Regions from separate parts of the Mus musculus genome. Here region 2 is linked to region 1. The links are chromatin loops, found by intact Hi-C in ENCODE. Cell type or tissue: heart. All regions are shown on one strand. Links, peaks and the distances in the headings refer to the core of each region. The heading gives the core; the rest is flanking DNA.

Evidence for each region. Hi-C counts contacts between places; a loop is a spot of excess contacts. Peaks named below come from ENCODE experiments on the same cell type or tissue, not always from the same donor. Only the 100,000 strongest peaks of a DNase experiment are listed, where the experiment ranks them.
Region 2: it touches region 1 in a loop (4-fold over the local background); 29 of 42 quality-filtered maps call a loop at or near these places.

What each region holds. Positions count from the first base shown.
Region 1 is chr10:120,106,448-120,115,911 of GRCm38, forward strand. Helb (helicase (DNA) B) reads right to left here and starts at 6,518. Exons shown (of 13, transcript NM_080446.2): 1 at 6,238-6,518; 2 at 4,386-4,781; 3 at 2,439-2,608. The coding sequence starts at 6,415. In heart, for the core only: a CTCF peak has its summit at 5,399 (motif pointing left); a DNase peak (open chromatin) is centred at 6,554; H3K4me3 peaks cover 1,535 bases; H3K27ac peaks cover 1,184 bases.
Region 2 is chr10:119,798,972-119,808,435 of GRCm38, forward strand. The region is part of intron 1 of Grip1 (glutamate receptor interacting protein 1); the gene reads left to right. Gm51815 (a long non-coding RNA gene) reads right to left here. Exons shown (of 3, transcript XR_003949037.1): 3 at 1-9,464. Among named protein-coding and RNA genes, the nearest start is that of Gm51815, 16 kb to the right of the region's middle. In heart, for the core only: a CTCF peak has its summit at 4,865 (motif pointing right); no DNase peak of the experiment used is centred there.

The DNA.
Region 1 (9,464 bases), core at 595-8,594:
TTAACTGCCTTGTAATCGGGCAGTTCTATAAATTACAAATCAGTTTTCAATGTCAAACAACGCTACGCAGCACACATGCAGGCATCTCCTGATTTATTCTTTGCCAGGTCTCCTACAGGCAACATCACGAATGGTTTCTTCCTCCAGAACTGACTCCCACGTTGGAACACCCATCCCTTTCCTCAACTCTTTAAGAACCATGTAAGATAACAATTACTACTTGCCTAGGGAAAGAGCTTTAGCACACACACACACACACACACACACACACACACACACACACACACTCTTAATTAATCAGTCCAGTGAAATCAGTTTAACATGTAATATGTAAGATTCCCAGTGGAGAGGCATCCTTCACTGACATTGAATTTGCAGGGGCCTTAGCACATATTGGGAAGTGAACAACTGTCTTATTCTCTTGGCTTGCTTGGTTTGCCATGTGTTTATCGATAATTCTTCCCAAACACTACAAAGGAGGCATCTCACCACATTATCCTTCACCTCCATTATCTTCATGGGGATGCCCTTCCTGGGGAACTCTGTTCCTTTTATAGACTACCTAGTGTTCTCTCAAAAGTCAAACACTAAAGTCCCTACTGTCTCAGAATTGCACTCCATTTGGAGACAGTGCCTTTCAAAGAGGTTGTAGTGGCTATTCCTGGTTGTCAACTTGACTATATCTGGAATGAACTACAATCCAGAATTGGAAGGCTCACCTGTGATCCTAATCTGGAGGCTGGGAGATACAAATTTCTGACCTGGATCTTGGTATGGAGATCTTGAGGCATAGTGGCCATGAATCCCAGAAGACAGGGAGATCTCTGAGTTCAAGGTCATCTGGGCCAAAGCAAGTCCCAGATCCAGGGGTGGTGGCACACACCTTTAATCTGGGCCACACCTTCTACTGGAGACCTCCACGAGGACATTGGAAGAAGGAAGATTCGCTCTCTCTTCTTTGCCTGCTTGTCTTGTAGGACTGAGCAACTGCCAGATCCTTGGACTCCCATTCACAGCTGCTGCAGACCATTGTTGGGGAGTTGGACTATAGACTGTAAGTCATCAACAAATCCCCTTACTCTATAGAGACTACTCATAAGTTCTGTGACTCTAGAGAACCCTGACTAATTCAGAGGTGATGCATGTTCAAGAAGGGCACAGCACTGAGTGGGCCGGAAGCTCCTAAGACTGATGTCCTTCGATGAAGGAGTAAGCTCGCTTAAGTTCCCCAGGGAGAGCAACTCCTGCAGTAAAGAGACCGAACACAAAGCTTCTTGATACTAGCACGAAGGTAAGGAGAGACCTGTCCCCTGATGAATGATCCATCACGTTTCCAGGAATCCTTCCTGGCTTAGCTCCCTAAGTCTAGAGCCCCTCTGGAGAAGGTCAACAAAGGGTACCTCTATTTCCTTGCTAGGATGGGAGGCAGAAACCCCTTAATTCTCATACTAAAAGCTGATCAAACTTAATCAACAACATTTTAATTTGGAAAACCACTTGATAGCTACCAAGATTTAAGAAAGACATCGACTCCTAGCACCGTCCTGGTCCACAAGGGCCGCTCTCGACTCTTGATCTCTAACAATAACGACAAATTTGGACTTACATGTAAATGGGGTTACTGGGCCAATTAAGGAGTGAACGACAGCGTGATGTATCCTGAGAACACGTCTGCAGCGGTTGAGACTGGGAAGGGGGAGAGCGTGCTGCAGAACAGAACGAACTCAGTGGAGTCCTGAGAACTGCTGTCCTCAACAAGACTGGCAAATGACAGCTGAGTGGCTGAAAAGCATGTACTACCACGTGACACTGAATGACCAAATTAACAGCAATAATCTGAACGGTATGTACCTCGCTATTTTGTTCTCTGTTGATGATTCAACTGACTTCATTATTCTTTTTTTTTTTTTTTTTTTTTTTTGGCTTTTCAAGACAGGGTTTCTCTGTGTAGCCCTGTCTGTCCTGGAACTCACTTTGTAGACCAGGCTAGCCTCGAACTCAGAAATCCGCCTGCCTCTGCCTCCCGAGTGCTGGGATTAAATGCGTGTGCCACCAAGACCGGCTGACTTTATTATTCATTGACTCTATCCTCGTGTCAGAATTACAGACCTAAGGGAGCTGGAGAGATGGTTCAACGGGCAAGAGCACTGACTGCTGAGTTCAAATCCCAGCAACCACATGGTTGCTCACAACCACCTGTAGTGAGAGCTGACATCCTCTTCTGGTGTGTCTGAAGACAGCTACAGTGAACTTACATATAATACTAAATAAATCTTAGGGGAAAAAAAAATTACAGACCTAAGACATTTCTGTCTATCTGTAACACGCAGTACATCCATATATATTCTCCATGGAAGGAAATTCAAATATTGCCAGATTTGAAGAACTCTGCCTTATATACAAGATGACAAAATGCGCAGACCCAGGGTCTCACTCACCCTCCTGAAGCCCAGCTTCCACGGCTGTGTACCCAGAACATCTTCTATGCATCCCAGCACCCAATCAGAACTCGAGCTGATGAGCCTTTTGAAGTGTCGAGGGAAAAGCGATGGAAGGAATTCCATGACTTTGGGGAATTGCAGAGCTACCATTGCACTTATAAATGCGACTGCAAGAGATCAGGAAAGAGCAAATCAAAGCACACACAAGTGAGCCCAGACAGACGGACCGCGGGAGTGTTCTCTCTTAGCACAATCCGCTCAAGACCCCTAAATCAGGATTATTCAACTTACCTGAAGCACTAAGAAAGTTAATAAAACAATTTCTAGCAAGGTCACTGCTTCCTTTGTTATGAACAGCAAACTTTCTATACACTTAATGCTTGTTATACACTTAATGCTTTAGTCTTTTGTTTGCAACATAATTATAAAAATAAACCTTGAATGCATCCCATAAGGGTAAACTTAAAACCAAGTACAAAGCCAACCACTTATACATTAACCTTTACAATTATTTTCCCAATTGGAACTACGGCCCTTTTGACCTGGAAGTCATTTGGTGTGGTGCAAGCGTCCTCTGCTTTCATGAAGGAAATTCTCTCAGTCTGTGGATGTTCACAGTGAAATCCACGGCGTGCAGCTATTTTAAATCATTTGGAATTGGGATATTTCTAAAATTCCAAAGCTTTCCTTTCTCTTTTGTCTTCTTAAAAACGGGCACTGGGTTCTGTTTTAGTGACTCAGAGTTCTCTCCACAAACCCAAAAGTCAAGAAAGAGAATCGCAGTTTCAAGGTGGAAGCCCTGGATCTTGAAGATGGCCATACAGAATCCACGTCACGGGGGAGGGACACCAAAGGCAACACAACGTTTTCATCAAACCGACTTCCAAGAGGACCCCAGGCGTGCCCAAACTTTTATGTTGTCACAGAAAAGGTTTATGTCTTAAAACCAAACAACTAAGTCACAAAGAAATAAAAATCAATATATCTGACGTCTTTTTTTTTCTTCTGGTTTTCGAAACAGAGTTTCTCTGTATAGCCCTGGCTGTCCTGGAACTCACTCTGTAGACCAGGCTGCCCTAGAACTCAGAGATTACCCTGCCTCTGTCTTGCAAGAGCTGGGATTAAAGGTGTGCGTCACCACTGCCCGGCTAAATATCCTATCTTAAATAAGGTTATTTTCCCTTGAACCATGTTCATAGCTATCCCTGACCACATGTGGCCTGCAGGCTATGAGAAAATTTGTGTCCTCGCTCTTAAATGCTTATAAGAAATAGTTGGGCCTTTTTTTTCTCCATAATCTAAGATAATAATAATATAAGAAGAAGGTGTGGGGATGAGACCCAAGCCTAAATATACAACCCATTTACTTTTCATAGGCACCTTAAACACAGAGGCTGAAAATAACACTGTAAAAAGATTTTAATAATTTGTGAGCCAGGCGTGGTGGCGCACACCTTTAATCCCAGCACTCGGGAGGCAGAGGCAGGTGGATTTCTGAGTTCGAGGCCAGCCTGGTCTACAGAGTAAGTTCCAGGACAGCCAGGGCTATACAGAGAAACCCTGTCTCGAAAAACCAAAAAAAGAAAATAATAATTTTGTGAATGAGACAGAGTTCATGCCCATGGATCAGAAAATGTCACCTGTAGTATAAAAGCTACTAACTTACTTTAAACTGTTAAAAAAATAACAGTTTTAGCCAGGCAGGGTGGTGCACGCCTTCAATCCCAACACTTCTGAGGCAGAGGCAGACGGATTTCTGAGTTCGAGGCCAGCCTGGTCTACCATGTCCATGGTCAAAAAGTTTTACCTCATAGAGCATTTCAGAGTTTCTGATTAGAGATGCTCAATTTATCCGTGGAAGGTACAGCAAAATTAACAGTTGAAGCACTCCAGTCCCTGAATGTCTGGCTGACACCAAAACTCACCAATAGAAATAGTACTTACATGATTTTTCCACTCTCATCTCCTCACCCTGCTGCTCCCTTGGTGTAGACAGCTTTTTATCTTTCTTTTCGGTTTCTCTGTAGAAAAGCCTTAATGTTTCCCAAAGATTTTCAAAGTGTAGATTTTCAAAGCTTGACACTTTTTCTACCCATTTTAAAAATTCCTGTATGCGCTCAGAGGCTAAGTTGCATTCTTTAAGAAAAAGCGAACAGATTTGTTTTTGATCTGGTGGCGACATATCAACCTGTAGAAAGTATGCCGGAAAGCCTTGAACTTGATAGCTCCTGGATCGCTGGGGTTTCAGGACCTGGACCTTCACGCGCCACCACGGACCTTTGAGTGGGAAACGTCCGTACACGGTACATTTCTCTTTAGTATACTCATCAGGGATAGACACTAAATGAGAAGGGGAGATAACAGGAAATTTGTTATGATTTCCCTCGACATTTACCTCACTCTGATCCCCTCACACATACACACAGGCAGCACCCATACAGACATCTACCCGCTACCTGGAACACCTCACTCTGACTGACTCTGTCTACAACAGAATGCTGCTCCATCTGGGTGTTGCTGAAGTAGGCACAATTCAAGCCATGAATCTGATTCTTCTAAATCCAGTCTCCCTATTACCGCCGCCTTAGCCAGTATCAGCCTTTATGTAGGTCTTAAAGAATTTTCCATGGTGCCTCCCTCTGCATGAAGTTACTCAGAGGTACATGCTGCTCCTGGCCAGTTCCTACAGTTACCACAGAGCTCAGCTCAGCGGACTTCTTTAGCAAAGCCGTGTCTGCATCTCATGAATGTCACTTCTCCAAGTGCTGTCTGGTACTAAGTACTAAGTTGGGGTTACTTCTCTGATTAAAGAATGTCTGCCTAGGTGCTATAGACATGATGGCTCAGCCAAGAGCACTGGCTGCTCTGCCAGAGGTCCTGAATTCAATTCCCAGCAACCACATGGTGGTTCGCAATCATCTATAATGGGATCTGATGCCCTCTTCTGGTATGCAGGTATAGATGCAGATAGAGCACTCATGTACACAAAATAAATAAATCTCAAAAAAAAAAAAAAACCAAAATGGCTGCTTAATTCACAAGTAGTATTTCCACTGAGACAGCAACTTCGCCATTTTCTCTCCCTGGCCTGTCCCAGTAGCAAATGCTTGGCCAGGATAGCCAGTTACACTTCCATCAACATGTAATCCTTTCTATTTAATTTCAAACACAGCCAAAGTTGTGTTTAAATTGCCAATGGTCAGTTGCCACACATGGTCCTGGTCAGCAGCTATTACTGTACTAGACCATGAAAATACAATGTGTGTGTGTGTGTGTGTGTGTATGAACATGTATGTGTGAATGTGTGGGCATGTATATGTATGTGTAAGTGTATGTGTGTAAATGTGTATGAGTGTGTTTATGTATGTGTGTATGTATATGTGTAAATCTGTGTGTATGTGAGTGTGTGTGTGTGTGTGTGTGTGGCCGTGTGTTTCCGCGCGCTTGCTCTTTTTCTCAAAGTTGCTTAACAGCAACTCCGTCTCTTATTCAGCCAGCGTGGTACAATAATTAAAGGATTCTGTTTCTGGGTGGGAATGAGGGTGCATCTATTTCCTCGACTGTAAAACTACCCCCAACTGTTAACTTTAAGCGAGACGATATATGAAAAAACCAAGCTTAACACAGTATGTGCTCTGAGTCATTACGACTATTACTACCACATCTAAGTACGGTGAAGCAGCCAGTCACACCACAGGTCTGTCTGTCAACAGTCAAGGACGCTGGGTGCCGGGCAGTGAGAATCGAAAATACTTCTTTGACCCCTGCCAACCCGGCCCGGCTGGCGCTGGCTCACCTCGCGCGCGCCCAGGGAGGCTGCCCGCCTTGATGCCCCCGCTGCAGAGTTCCTCGGCATCCACAAACTCCTCCTCCTGCTCCCCCTCCTCCTCCTGCGCACAATCCTCCTCCTCGTCGTCGCTCTTGTACGGGTGCAGAGGGCCCAGGAGCTCGCGCAGACGATCCTGCCTAGCCATTATCTCTTCGGCGAACTTGGCTCAAAACAACTCTACAAAACCTGGCGCGCGGTGTCCAAAACTGCAACCAATCAACTCGACCCGGGTAAGCCGGTCAGCTTCCGGGAACATCCAGGAGGCGGGCGGTATGGGGGCGTGGTCTGAGCGATGCTCCGCCCCAAAGGAGGAGACTGGTGACAGGCGGGACCAGCAGGCTGGGAGGTACCACGGCGGGCTGGCTGCTGACAGTTTCAGAACTGCTCTTTTTAGAGGTGCTGGGCGTTTCCTGCGGAGAAGGAGACGTGGTGAAAGGTCACGACTCTTGGGCGCAGAGAACCCCGGGAAAGCAGGGCATCCTCTGCCCGCTCTCTTAAAAAGAACACAGCAGAGGCCTCTAAAGACCTTGGGGCACTACCCAAAAGAGTGAATCTCCAATCCGGAGAGCGTGGTGGCGACGGCTAGGTGCCTCCTTACACGTAAAAGCGCCGCGGAGAAGTTGAATTTACATCATGTAGGGAGGGCATTTATCCAAGTAGATAACTAGGTCCCTTTGTATATATCCTCTGCATTGGGAGTTAAAGTTGTGATGTACTTTCTCATTTTTAATGCATGACCTGGGTTGTCCATTTTTATGCTTTTCCCGCTTTGGAAACCACTGGCTTTCTTTCCCGTTTATATACTACTCTCCTCGACTTCTTTTTGTTTTGTTTTGTTTTGTTTTGTTTTGTTTTGTTTTGTTTTGTTGTTTTTTCGAGATAGGGTTTCTCTGTGTAGCCCTGGCTGACCTGGAACACACTCTAGGTCCACCGCCCTAGTTCCTGTTTTCAGTAAAGCAAAAGGTGGGGACTTGTAGCCCAGAGAATATGCAGACTTGAGATAGAAAAAAAAAGAACAGCCGGGCTTGGTGGCGCATGCCTTTAATCCCAGCACTAGGGAGGCAGAGGCAGGCAGATTTCTGAGTTCGAGGCCAGCCTGGTCTACAAAGTGAGTTCCAGGACAGCCAGGGCTATACAGAGAAACCCTGTCTCGAAAGAAAAAAAGAAGAAAAGAAAAAAAAAAGAACAAAAGCTGAATACTGCGGCCGCGGTTCTCTAGATGGATAGTGTTTAAAAGTCGCGGTGCCCTTTAAGGGGCGCTATAAAATACTATTTTACTTTAAGGTTATTGTTTATTATGTAATTATCCTAACGTTAATCCTAAAAACTATGTTTTTATTAAACCCCAAAGCTGTGTTGCTGGTTTCTAATAAAGGCATTTGTCATACCCAAATGTCACGTGCATAGGATCAACCATAACGAATACGCACAGGCATCTTTCTTTTAGATTCCTTTTTTTTTCATGTGCGTGAGGTTTTTTTTTTTTTTTTTTTTTTTTGCTAGCATATGTGTCTGTGCACTCTGCATACCCAAAGCAAAACTTCCAGGCTGTATACTTAGTTGTCACGTGGGTGCTGGGAATGGACCTATCTCTGGAAGAGCAGTTAGAGCCATCTCTCTATCCCTCTCTATAGCATTTTCCCTAGTATCTGAGGAGGTCAGAAATCACCCCCCCCACAGATGTAGAGGGACTGTGGTATAATGTGTTTTGAGAAAAACTGAACTAATCTTCCCCTAAGGTATATTGGTAAATATTCCTGGGAGGAAAACTTTGTTTCCAAGGCTCTGCTACACAGTTTGAATTACTACCAGTAACCAACTGGAGACAATTGTCTTACTTAGTTGCCTATTTAACATATCAATGCTACCTGGCTGCCAGGTTCTCCCTGCATCCCTTAGCCCCAGCCAGTTACAGGATAAGGCTAGCACACCCCTCCCCTTGTCTTGAACGTCTCCAGCCCATGAGCTTTGCTTCCCTTCCCTGTATAATTCCGCCTTTTGTTTACCCTGTGCTCTCCATTGGCCACTTGGCCTGGGCCACCTTGGTGGGCCGCTCCTCTCTTGCTCGTTCTTCTCCCCCCACCACCGGCCTCTCAAGGTCCCGTTTAGTCTGCAGGCCATGTTCAGCCTGTACTCTTGTTCTGCCAGCTTCCCCGTATATCTACAATACAAATCTCCTCCTCACTTTAGGAGTAGCCACCTCCTTCTCCTTTTGCTTCTTATTCATTCACTTCCTTCACACGTGGTTATTGTTACAATACAGGCGCCAGCAGAGGATACCTTTTAGCCTGTGTTTTACCTGAACTCTCAGCAATATTTGGCACGGATAGCTATGGTATCCTAAAGTGTTTGGAGGCCTTGACCTCTGCTTCTTCGCATCTCTCTCAAGTTTCTGTCCTGCCTGTCTGGCCATTTATATTCTGATCCATCTTAAGCCTCTCTGCTGGCCTCCTTATTGGTGTCCCCCCGTATTTGCTCTCTGAAATTCACCCCTCAAATATCTGTCACCGACCTGCTTACGACTTCTGTGACCTCCTCAGCAAAAGATGGAGTTTGGGGAGCGTCTCCTCATCTGTGCCTAGGTTTGCCTGGATGCATCCTGTGCAGGTAGCCACAGATGCTGGGACCTCCTTATCACCATTTTGTAGCAGCTTCCTCCATGACTACTACATTCCACCTTGCAGGGAAGCTCCTTAAGACAGATGCTAAACAACTCAAACATGCTACAGGAAGTCCCTGAAACTGAACACATTCACTAGACCCTTTCTTCACAAGAGCAAATAAGCCAAGTAGCCTAGAGTCACTCTCACACAAACCAGGCTGCAAAGAAGACTCTGAAATCAGGCCAGCTGTCTGGGGATAAAAGCAGAAACCAGCCAAGCTGCCTGGGAGATGTCCAACTAAGTAACTTGGAAGCAGTACTCACCAACCTTTTGAGCCATCTACAGGCTGCAGTGTGCTCCAGGTTCCCAGATTTTGTGAGCTGTCACCTGTGCTGGGGTGGGCCTTGGTGATGCAGCTGTCTTTGAGTCATTTCTGCTCCTGTAAACAGCCCTTCACCCATACTCCTGTAAGTAACTTCAAAATAAAAACAAATCTTGTTGGCTCACCAAGTTGAACTTTGGTAGTATCTGTACTGTGGTCTGTCACACTCTCCATATCTGGAGTAGAAAGACATGGATGTAGCAGCTCTC
Region 2 (9,464 bases), core at 625-8,624, 310 kb before region 1:
TGCATGTATTCATAGTCACAGAGTAGAAATATGTGTTCTGTGGTCTCACCCCAGGCCGTCACGCTCCAAATACTGTGCCTTAAAAATTCAAAGATGCCAGGCAGTGGTGGTGCATGCCTTTAATCCCAGCACTTGGGAGGCAGAGGCAGGCGGACTTCTGAGTTTGAGGACAGCCAGGACTACACAGAGAAACCCTGTCTTGAAAAACAAAACAAAACAAAACAAAAAATCAAAGAAATAAATAATTAAGTTTATCATGGTAACAATAGAGGATGTGAATAGTGTGTTTGTGTAGTCTATCTTGAATTTCCTAAGCATCTACAAAAGTCAGATTTCACTCCTGTAGGACAAGGTAGAAGGCTGCTCTGGAGCCAAGGATGGAGAAACAATACTCAATGCGTTAAAGGAACTCCCTCGAAGCAAAGCTGCGTATTTCCTGTGGTAACTGAGTTTGATTGTCAACTTGGATACCTGAGGTATTGATGAGGGAGGCACACCGTTAGGTGTATGTGTGTGTGAGAGAGAGAGGGGCTTTTCCAGCCCTGAATCTGAGTAGAACCAGGCCATGGCCTGGGGCCCCAGGCTGAAACAAAGGGGGAAAGGAGAAAGCCAGCCGAGAACCAGCCCTCGAGACTGTTTCCTGGCGACCATGGCGCCCCTGCTTCCAAGCGTTCTTTATCATGACGGACCAGATCCTTTCCAACCTTGAACCAAAGTATCTTCTCCTCCTTTAAGCTGCTTTGTGACCAGGGTTTGGTCACAGCAAAGAGCGAAGTAGCTAATACATTTTCTTTTCCCAATTCTAATGAGGACAAGGTCCCATCTAGAGGACAAAATGCTTCCTGAAGTTTCACTTCAGAGACTAGCAGGGTTTTTTTTTTTTTTTGGTCTAAGTTGATAAAGTGAAGACAGTTGAAACAGAACCATCCCGGGAAGGAGAAATTAAGCTGCGCAGAATCTGGGAGAAGGGAACTTCCAAAGGGTGGTGTCCTGAACGGAAATGAGAATATGGCTCCGCACAAATGCAGCTTCATATACTTGATATTTTAAAAGCATATGGTGTGTTCATATATTAAAAAATGCTATTGTACATAGGTACAGCCTGGCTTCTAACTTGTGTGAAGTTACGGTTTTAGTTTCTTTGCTCACGTATGTCTTACTTCTGCTGTGTTCTTCCCAGTGCGTGTTCAAGCCCAGGTACGCAATGGCGGTATGATGACTTTTTAAAAATCTGACCGATATCATGAGACTGCAAGGTCCCATTTATCAGTGTCTTTCTTTTTTTTCCAGTGCTTAATATTTTACATATTGCAGAAAACATTACTTTTCATATTCTTTTCTGTATTTAACTCTATGTAGAGAAGACCTTTCTACATCTAGAATCCAGGCAAATCTAGATATATTGTCTGGATCAATATTAAGAGAATGAATAAGCTTTTATTTTTATTTTACTTCTCTTTATTGAGGTGGGGACCTTGATGTGTGTTTTCTAATCAGAACAATACGTTTTTCCATGGAGACATGCATGAGAAATGTGGTGTTACTTCCTACAAAAAAAAAAGTGTTACAAGCTTGGAAAAGCTTGATATCCACTGTTTTCCTCTCCCTACCCCGCCCCCTCTCTCCTGGAGTCTAGTAGACAGAGGAAGATGGCGTCAGGGCCATCCCTGCTCCTATTCAGTTCCCTGCAGGAAGACATCACACCTCCAGCTCAAACCACTCAACCTAAATAAACTCAGATTCAGTATTAGCCCACACTGAGCCCCAGAGAAGCACCAGGCTAAGAGCCAGGTGAGCTGGCAGAAGTTTGCTATTGGGCACGTGACCTGCTCCAACCTTGGTTTGAAGATACTTATGATATGTTTAGAGGAGCAACAGCTTAACAAGTAGCTTGTTATTATGACATTAAAACCTGTGGCTTCTCCCTAAGGAACTTCAGGAGCTTGACACACCCGAACGCATTTATCCGTTCCCACATCCCTCAGAAGTCAGCAAAAGGCCAGGGCTATTTTTATCCTTCTCTTGATGCGAAGAAAATAGGACATAGGGAAGGAGGAAGAGAAAACTGTTTTTTTGGTTTTTTTGGTTTTTTTTTTTTTCTCTACCCTTTAAATTTCAGTCCCGGGTTTTGGAGAGATGGCTTAACAGTTAAGAGTACTTGATATTCATGTAGAGGACCGAGTTTGGTTCCCAGCACCCTCGTGGCAGCACAGGACGGTCTGTAACATCAGCTCCAAGGGATCTGCTTCCCTTTTCTGGTCTCATAGGCGGAGGATACATGTGCTGCACAGACACTCCTGCTGGCACATCGTTTGTGCGCCTAAAATAAAAATAAATACATCTTTAAGCATCGGTCCTTCTGCTCTCGATGATGAAAGGTCAAGTCATTCCATTTGTATTTTTCTTAATATACTGCTCATCCCTGCATCCATCCATTCACAACTGTTCACAGAGCATAACACCTGCTTAATAAATTAGACTTACGTTCATGTTCACATTCACAATGGGTGGACTCTTCAGTTTAGAGTTACAGAGTTGCTGTACAAAACCCAGAGCAACCTCAAATCACAGGGAGTGTGATTTAAGAACCATTGAAATTAGAAGATTCACAGAAACCTTCATTTCCTGAGCAGTTTTGAGCACACACCAAACTCCGTTGGTTGCAAGCTTCCAAATATCCCTTCCTTGGCTCTAACATTCTATAATTATTTTCTAAGTTTCTTAACCACACTGACTATATTCTATCTCTGACTTAGGTTCATGCTGCCCTTTGACTTTTATGTCTGTAAATAACAACAACAACAACAACAACAAAATCTAGAATTTCCCTCTTATCACTGTTGTGAGTCAAGTTTAGATCAGTGCTTTAGTATCAGCAAGCAGATACTAACATGACAGCATTCTGTGTGAGAGTTTTCTATCCTTAGAAACCTAAAAGGGCCGGCCGAAATGTGTGTGCCTGTTGGGTTGAGGGACCATGGCTGAGACACCCTAAGGAGTGTCCAGTGCATGCATGCTGCAGTGGGCTGTCCTGATGGGGCTTTTCAACGACACACCAGCTTCTCACCCACTCCTCCCACTTCGGCTCTTCTGTCCCTTCTTCCCTGAGCTCTGTCCTTTCCCTTCAGACCCCATCTCCAATCTCCCATGTTGTTCCTTCTTCATGGAGCTTCGGTCTCCTCCGTCCTGCACACACTCCCTTGTCTAGGATACTCTCCCACAGTGTTCTTCACCTCCCCCTCTATTTATTGCTCCCCTAAGTTTCCCCTGGGAGTGTTGCTTCTATTTCTCCAACCAGCACGTGCTGACTTGGTTATCATTACCTTCTCTAAGCAAACTCGCATACATAAATCATGAAAGACGTCCACTCACGTGTGCATGCACAATCACCTGAATGACACACTTTCCCCGGAAGCTGTGTGAGAGCGGAGGGCATCACACCCCTACCTGCACCTCCAGTATCTTCCTCAAGTTGGAAACATTTGCTTTTAGATAGCAGTGGCACACTGTGGTGGCCTTGGATAAGATAACGTCGCACTTGCCAGCAGGAGTTTAAAGATTTATGCCCGTGGATCAATCCCATTAGCCACCGACAGGGACTACAGCCAAGATCAGGAGCAGAGCCAAGGGCTGACAAGGCAGCAGGATCCTCTCCTGCCGAGTGGCCCTCAGCCCTTGCTATACCTGCCAGCTTCCAGCTAATCAGAGCAGTTTTGGAACAGGTGTTCTCTGTCCTGCATCCTGTTGCTTGAGAGCAGAGGGGAAGAGTTTGCCACCTGGTCAGAATTTGTATAAACAGATGCTAGGAAGAAAAGGCTTGGGCTGCGTGCTCTGTCAGCACTGTGCTTTGAGCAGAGACCTCTCTGGCGCGTAAGGGTCTTCTGCACATGCGCTGTGCCCTTCTGCGGTCAGCAACTCAGCTAGTTCCCGAAGCGGATTCTCTTAGCCAGTGCGTTTCTCCTGTTGAAGTCGCCATGACGTCAGTAGGACAGTGATGTAGATAGAGGACCAAGAAGCCATTCTCTGTGTCATTACTCTATGATTTCCATTTCCTTTATGGCATTATGACAATATCATCAACAGACCTCCATAAGACTTCAAGGGTCCAGGGAGCCATCAGGCCCAGTTCAAGTGTGAAAGCAGACTATCTTAACTAGTTTAAGCCTGGCACTGGCTCCGCCCTTGGCCACAGGGTACCTGTTCGCAGAGTTGCAGACTCAGACTCTGGTCTACCTCTGTGACATAGAAACGTCTCAATAATGGTGATTGTAAGATGGGAAACTAGAGTAACAATGTCTCTGCACATTGGGAAGAACGTGAGATCACAGGAACGGCATCAATAATTAATATCACCTCCGGAGTCAACAGCAGTTAATATCGCTGTTGATTGTGCTGTATCAAGCATTCCCCCTGACAGTAATACAAGCCTTGCTGGTAGGCATTCTCTGTTTTCTTCACTGTCGGCTGAAGAAGCTGGTTCTGGCAGATATGGGGAGCAGTAAAATCATAGTCATATCAAACATTTACGACGACATAGCATCCCCATGTCCCTTCTAGCACAGTCAGGTCAGAATAGAATTCAAAGCCTGGTTTTCACAACCACAGAAAGGAATAAAGTGCTCTGGGGAAAGAGATAATTAATTCGCAGAAACTCCACTCTCTTTTGAGTATTAAAGTTATCCTTAAACTTCTTTCTTCAAAACAACGTAGCAACCGCTTTCCGCTGCTCCCCCTCGTGGAGATGCTCAGAGCTCACAGGTTGTTGGGAGTGGTCAGACATTGTCCAAATCAGAGCTGATGGATGGGGTACCATTCACATCTTAGCCAGAGTATGTAGTGAGTAATGGCATGTTTCTACCAGCAGATGGCAGTAAAGTGTCTTGACAATGGATGTTACCTTAATGCTCTCAGTGATGCCACCAGAGCTATAAGTAAGTGGCTTTCTATGTGAGAAAAGTGACAAAGGTGAGGAGAGTTTAGGTAGTGAAATGATAGAGTAAGTGCATATGTTTGTAAATATGGAGACTTTGACTGCAATGACGTCACCCTCTACATTTGTCATCTGTTCACAAGCATCCTCCTAATCAGAGTCTTTCATTTTCCACACCCGAGTAACTTACTCATGACTCATGGTACCTCCCTGACATAGCTGTAACCTGAGGAAGAGCGAGTATGGGCTTTCCCTGTCCCTCACGAAGCCAATAAAGCAAGAAGCATTTTTTGTAAGATTTAGAGCAAACCTGTGGTTCTCCTGGAAGTTCTGCACACAGTAGGGCCACTCGCAGGTGCGCATTTTACCAGCAGGAGCGCCTCCTTGGACCAGTTTGGAGCTTTAAAATATGCATCTGACTCTTACGTTCTTCCCAGCTCTTCTTCCCTGAGGACGCCTGTGCCTTGGGAGGAGAGGTTGTAAGACCAAAGATGTCTCCTTCAGACCAAGCACTGCAGAGTCTCTGACTCTCTGTACCTTGAGCAGTTGTGGGTGTCTGTGTGGATCACTGTCGACTGCCAAGGGAAGCTTCTCTCTAGGGAGGGTTGACAGATGCACTAAAAGGGGAAGGGAGCTTGTAAGAAGATCAGAGCAGGAGTTAGCGACAGGAAAACAGTGTCTTGGGGATACCGTGGTGCAGTTGCACGTGTGGATTCACAGCAGCTGAGGCGTCACGTGCAAGGTCTGTACAAGCTCACGCAAAACAAAAATCCAGCCTAGAGAGGAGAAGAGGGCATGAGCGCCCACCCCCATCTCAGCAGCTATTGGGAAGTAATAATTGCTAAAGGGGGCATATCAGTTTTCTTCAAGAGGGCAACCCCCGGTGAGTGGACCACCCTCCAGTGAAGGCCACATAGCCAAGAGTATGTGGGCAGCAGAGACTGGACTTGGTGGATTTTTAAGAGAGGCTCCATTGGGTAGCTGGGGGCGGAGGGGGGGGGGTGTTGGTCCCAGAAGGAGCTGTGGAGGGGTGTATCTCATCAAATTACATTGTAAGAGGAAGAAACTGTATCTGGGAGGTGCATCACCCAAGGGAACCTATAAGAAGAGACAAGAATCTTAAGTCCCTAGAAGATTCAGACAAGCTACAGTGGATGTAAGAAGCCTGCTAAGCCACTGGGGAAATCTGGGACGTATTTGGTCCACATTTAGAAGAGGTGGGTTCTGTTGTTCAGTCCCCCCCGAGAGTCACCGTACAAAACTGTAGGCACTAGGTGAGGTGAACTTGTATCAATTCTCTAAGGCAAGCCCCGTGTGTGTGTCATTTAAAAGAAGCACAAGTTGTAGTGAGCTATGCAGCTGAGTCATTTCTAAATTCCACTCAGGCAAAACCAGTACATTTATAGGTTACAAAGTGTCCCTTAAGCCACCAGTCTGATAACCAGTTAAGACAGAGGTTTCACCCGTCCAGTTTAAGACCTGGCTCTCTGGAACGGCTAGGATGACTAGAGAGATGCTGTTGGCATGGCGACATGTGTGGCAATAACACATTCCAGCAGCACCCCTGTACTGAGGCTATTGTAAATAGTCTTGGTAACTTCTCTACCCTTCTTGACAGTTCAATGAGAGTGGGTCACTGGTGGCTTTTGGGAGGCCAGCCTAGCATTTACTGAATGTTGGTTACTTTCTAACGGGGAGGGAGTTCTAGGTTTACATCTTGAATTAAGATCATAACAACCAACCCCTTCATGGAAAACCAGGAAGGCTGAGGCACGAGGCTGTCATTGTGTCTAGCCTATAGGATAGCTTGTTGACCATAAGAGTCTGGTTCCACAGTTCTGTATGCATGCCCCTCTCTCCTGTCCACATCAGATGTTCCGGAGGTGGGCCGCTCTTCAAATGGCACAACCATGCCACTTAGCAGTCTCCAACTCTCCCCGACCACGCCGGTGTGGCACAGTGTCCTGGGTCATGTGGCACGTCTGACTGCATGCCAATCACCTCGGGTCTCCTCTGAAATCCCTCTCGTCTTCATGTGCCAGCAGACATTCTTTATTCAACCTCTGTTTTGTTTTCTTTTAATCTCCTCTGAACCCCAGCAGATCATAAATCCTTCGCTAGATGAGATTTCCAAATGATGGTGATAGATGGCCTTGTCTTTTGTCTCCTGACAAGCTTGGCCCTGGCTGTCATCGTCGCAGCAGTGGAAGGGGCTGTATCCTAAGAAACACCTAGAAGTACTGCCCAGGAAAGAGAAAAAGAAGGAAAAAAGGCCACAGCTTCATTCTCCACTTAGAGTCTGAACTTCCACAAATGAGTGAGGCTTCCTCAAGGTTTGCACAAAAGAAACACGCAGGGAGGGTGATAAATGACACCAGTAATGACCGAGAATTACCTTTAATCTGCAACAGCTCAGAGGCATCCGCGTGTGATGGGGGAGAAGGGGGGACAGCAGGACCGCGCAGGGATTTGCAGAATGCTGTTATTTCCAATTCTGCTGAAATCCCAGCCCCGCTGAGAGATTGATAATGGAACACCAAAGGAGGGGGGTGGGGAGCGGGAAGGACAGGGTGTAAATTTACTCCAGAGCTGTCCTGTGCTGTGGATTATGCCAAGAAAGTCTCTAATCTCCTGCTTAAAAGACATTTTATTATATTTCAAAGGTAAATTGGGCCATTACTTTGGGGCTCTGTTCACAGCTCACCAGTTTTGTTTCTTCCTGTAAGCAGTGGATGTAGGGCTGGTGGTTTTCATTAGCCTGTGCCAGGCCCAAAGTCTCATCCTCCTGGGATTCCCTTTGGATCAAGCAAGCTCCTGAATGTCCCTCGAAAACCTAGTTCAGAGAATGACAGGAATGTGGTGGGGGTGGGGGGAGAACCCTAGACACTGTAGGTAGGAATGGAAAATGGTATCATTATTCAAAATAGCATAGAAGGTCCCAAATTACTTTGTAATCTGGTAATCCCTTATCTAAACAACATGGACAAAGGAAATCATCGGGATAGACTGGTCATGGGCATGTCCATTGCAGCATTATTGATGAAAGGCAGGGAATGGTATCAGCCTACGTGTCCATCGATGGGTGATCTGATGAGGAAGATGCACTGTATACCAGGAATAGTAGCCTCAAAGAAGAGAGTCCTGGTACTTACTACAGCATGGATGAATCTGAAGGGCACTAGGCCAAGCTCTCTGTGACTATAATTACTTAGCTGATATAATCACCGATTTACAACAAGAAAACCATTACTTTTATAGCTTTGGATATTCTTGCACGTGACCATTTGCTCCCAATGCTCTGAGACTAGCGTCAGGTAGTATAGCTCAGCTGACGAGCCCTTGCATGCCATCTAGAAGACCCTAAGTTTGATCTCCGATAATTCAAATAAAGAAAGACAAACACAGAGGGAGGAAAAGTCACGAGTGTGTGATAGGAGCAGAAACACTTCAGTCATGAGTCATGGAATGGAGAGACGAATAGACTGGTGTTGTCTGACTACATTGGAGGGTACACACCCAATGACCTGAGCATCTCCCACAAAGCCTTACCTCATAGAAGTCCCTGCACTTTTGATATGGACATCTAGGAGACCAGGTCTTTGACACTTGGATCTTTATGATATCCCCAGTGTTCAAACTTTTACAAGGAATAAAACGGGCAGATTTAATACTCGACGACCCTGCTGTGCGTCTGTGGCATTTAAACAACAACAACCACCAAAATCAAACTCATAGCAGCAGGAAGCACCCCAGTAGGTCTCCGAGTCAGGAAGATAAAGGGAATGTTGGTTAGAAGGCAGAAACCCAAGAGAACCAAGCTCTAGAGATCTGCACTATCTGATGATGACCTAGCAGTGACTGCAGATACCACTGCACTGTGTGGAGGGGGCCATCTTAATTGTCACCAGCATCCGAGGGAACCAGGAACAGCGGAGGGTGCGTCAATCCATCCTGCTAATCACTTCACAACACTAGTGAGTCAGCTCTTTGTGCTGCCTATTTTGAACACATACATTTATTTGGGTTCCGGGTTTTACCTTGCTAAGCCTAGGCCTTTGCAGGAAGCAATCCTGTGAGAACTCAATGAGAAACTACTTTAGCCCTTCCTCAGCACTCAAGACCCAAGCCATGCCGGCGGTGGGGACAGCATTGAGAATGACATATAGGGTAACTTTCAGAATTCAAAGCTCCCCCATCTCCCCAGCTTTATTGTTGTTGTTGTCATCGTCGTCATCATCGTCGTCATCACCATCAACTTTGGCCCCTCCTCCCTTCCTCTTTCACCTGTGGATCATGGCTGTGTCCTGCTTCTATTCCTGCCACTGAGATTCCCTGTAGAACTCTTGTGTTGCTGTTGACACAGACTCTGTCCTAGCTTTAGAGGCACTTGGAGCAGGCCTCCTGCAGGTTAGTCCTCCCTACTTTAGGATGAGATAGTGGCTTAGACCATCTCAAGGTGTCTGGCAGCCTTTGGCCATCAGGTGAGATCACATCCGGGGTGGCAGGGGGGCTATGTCCTGGACTCCTTCTGAGA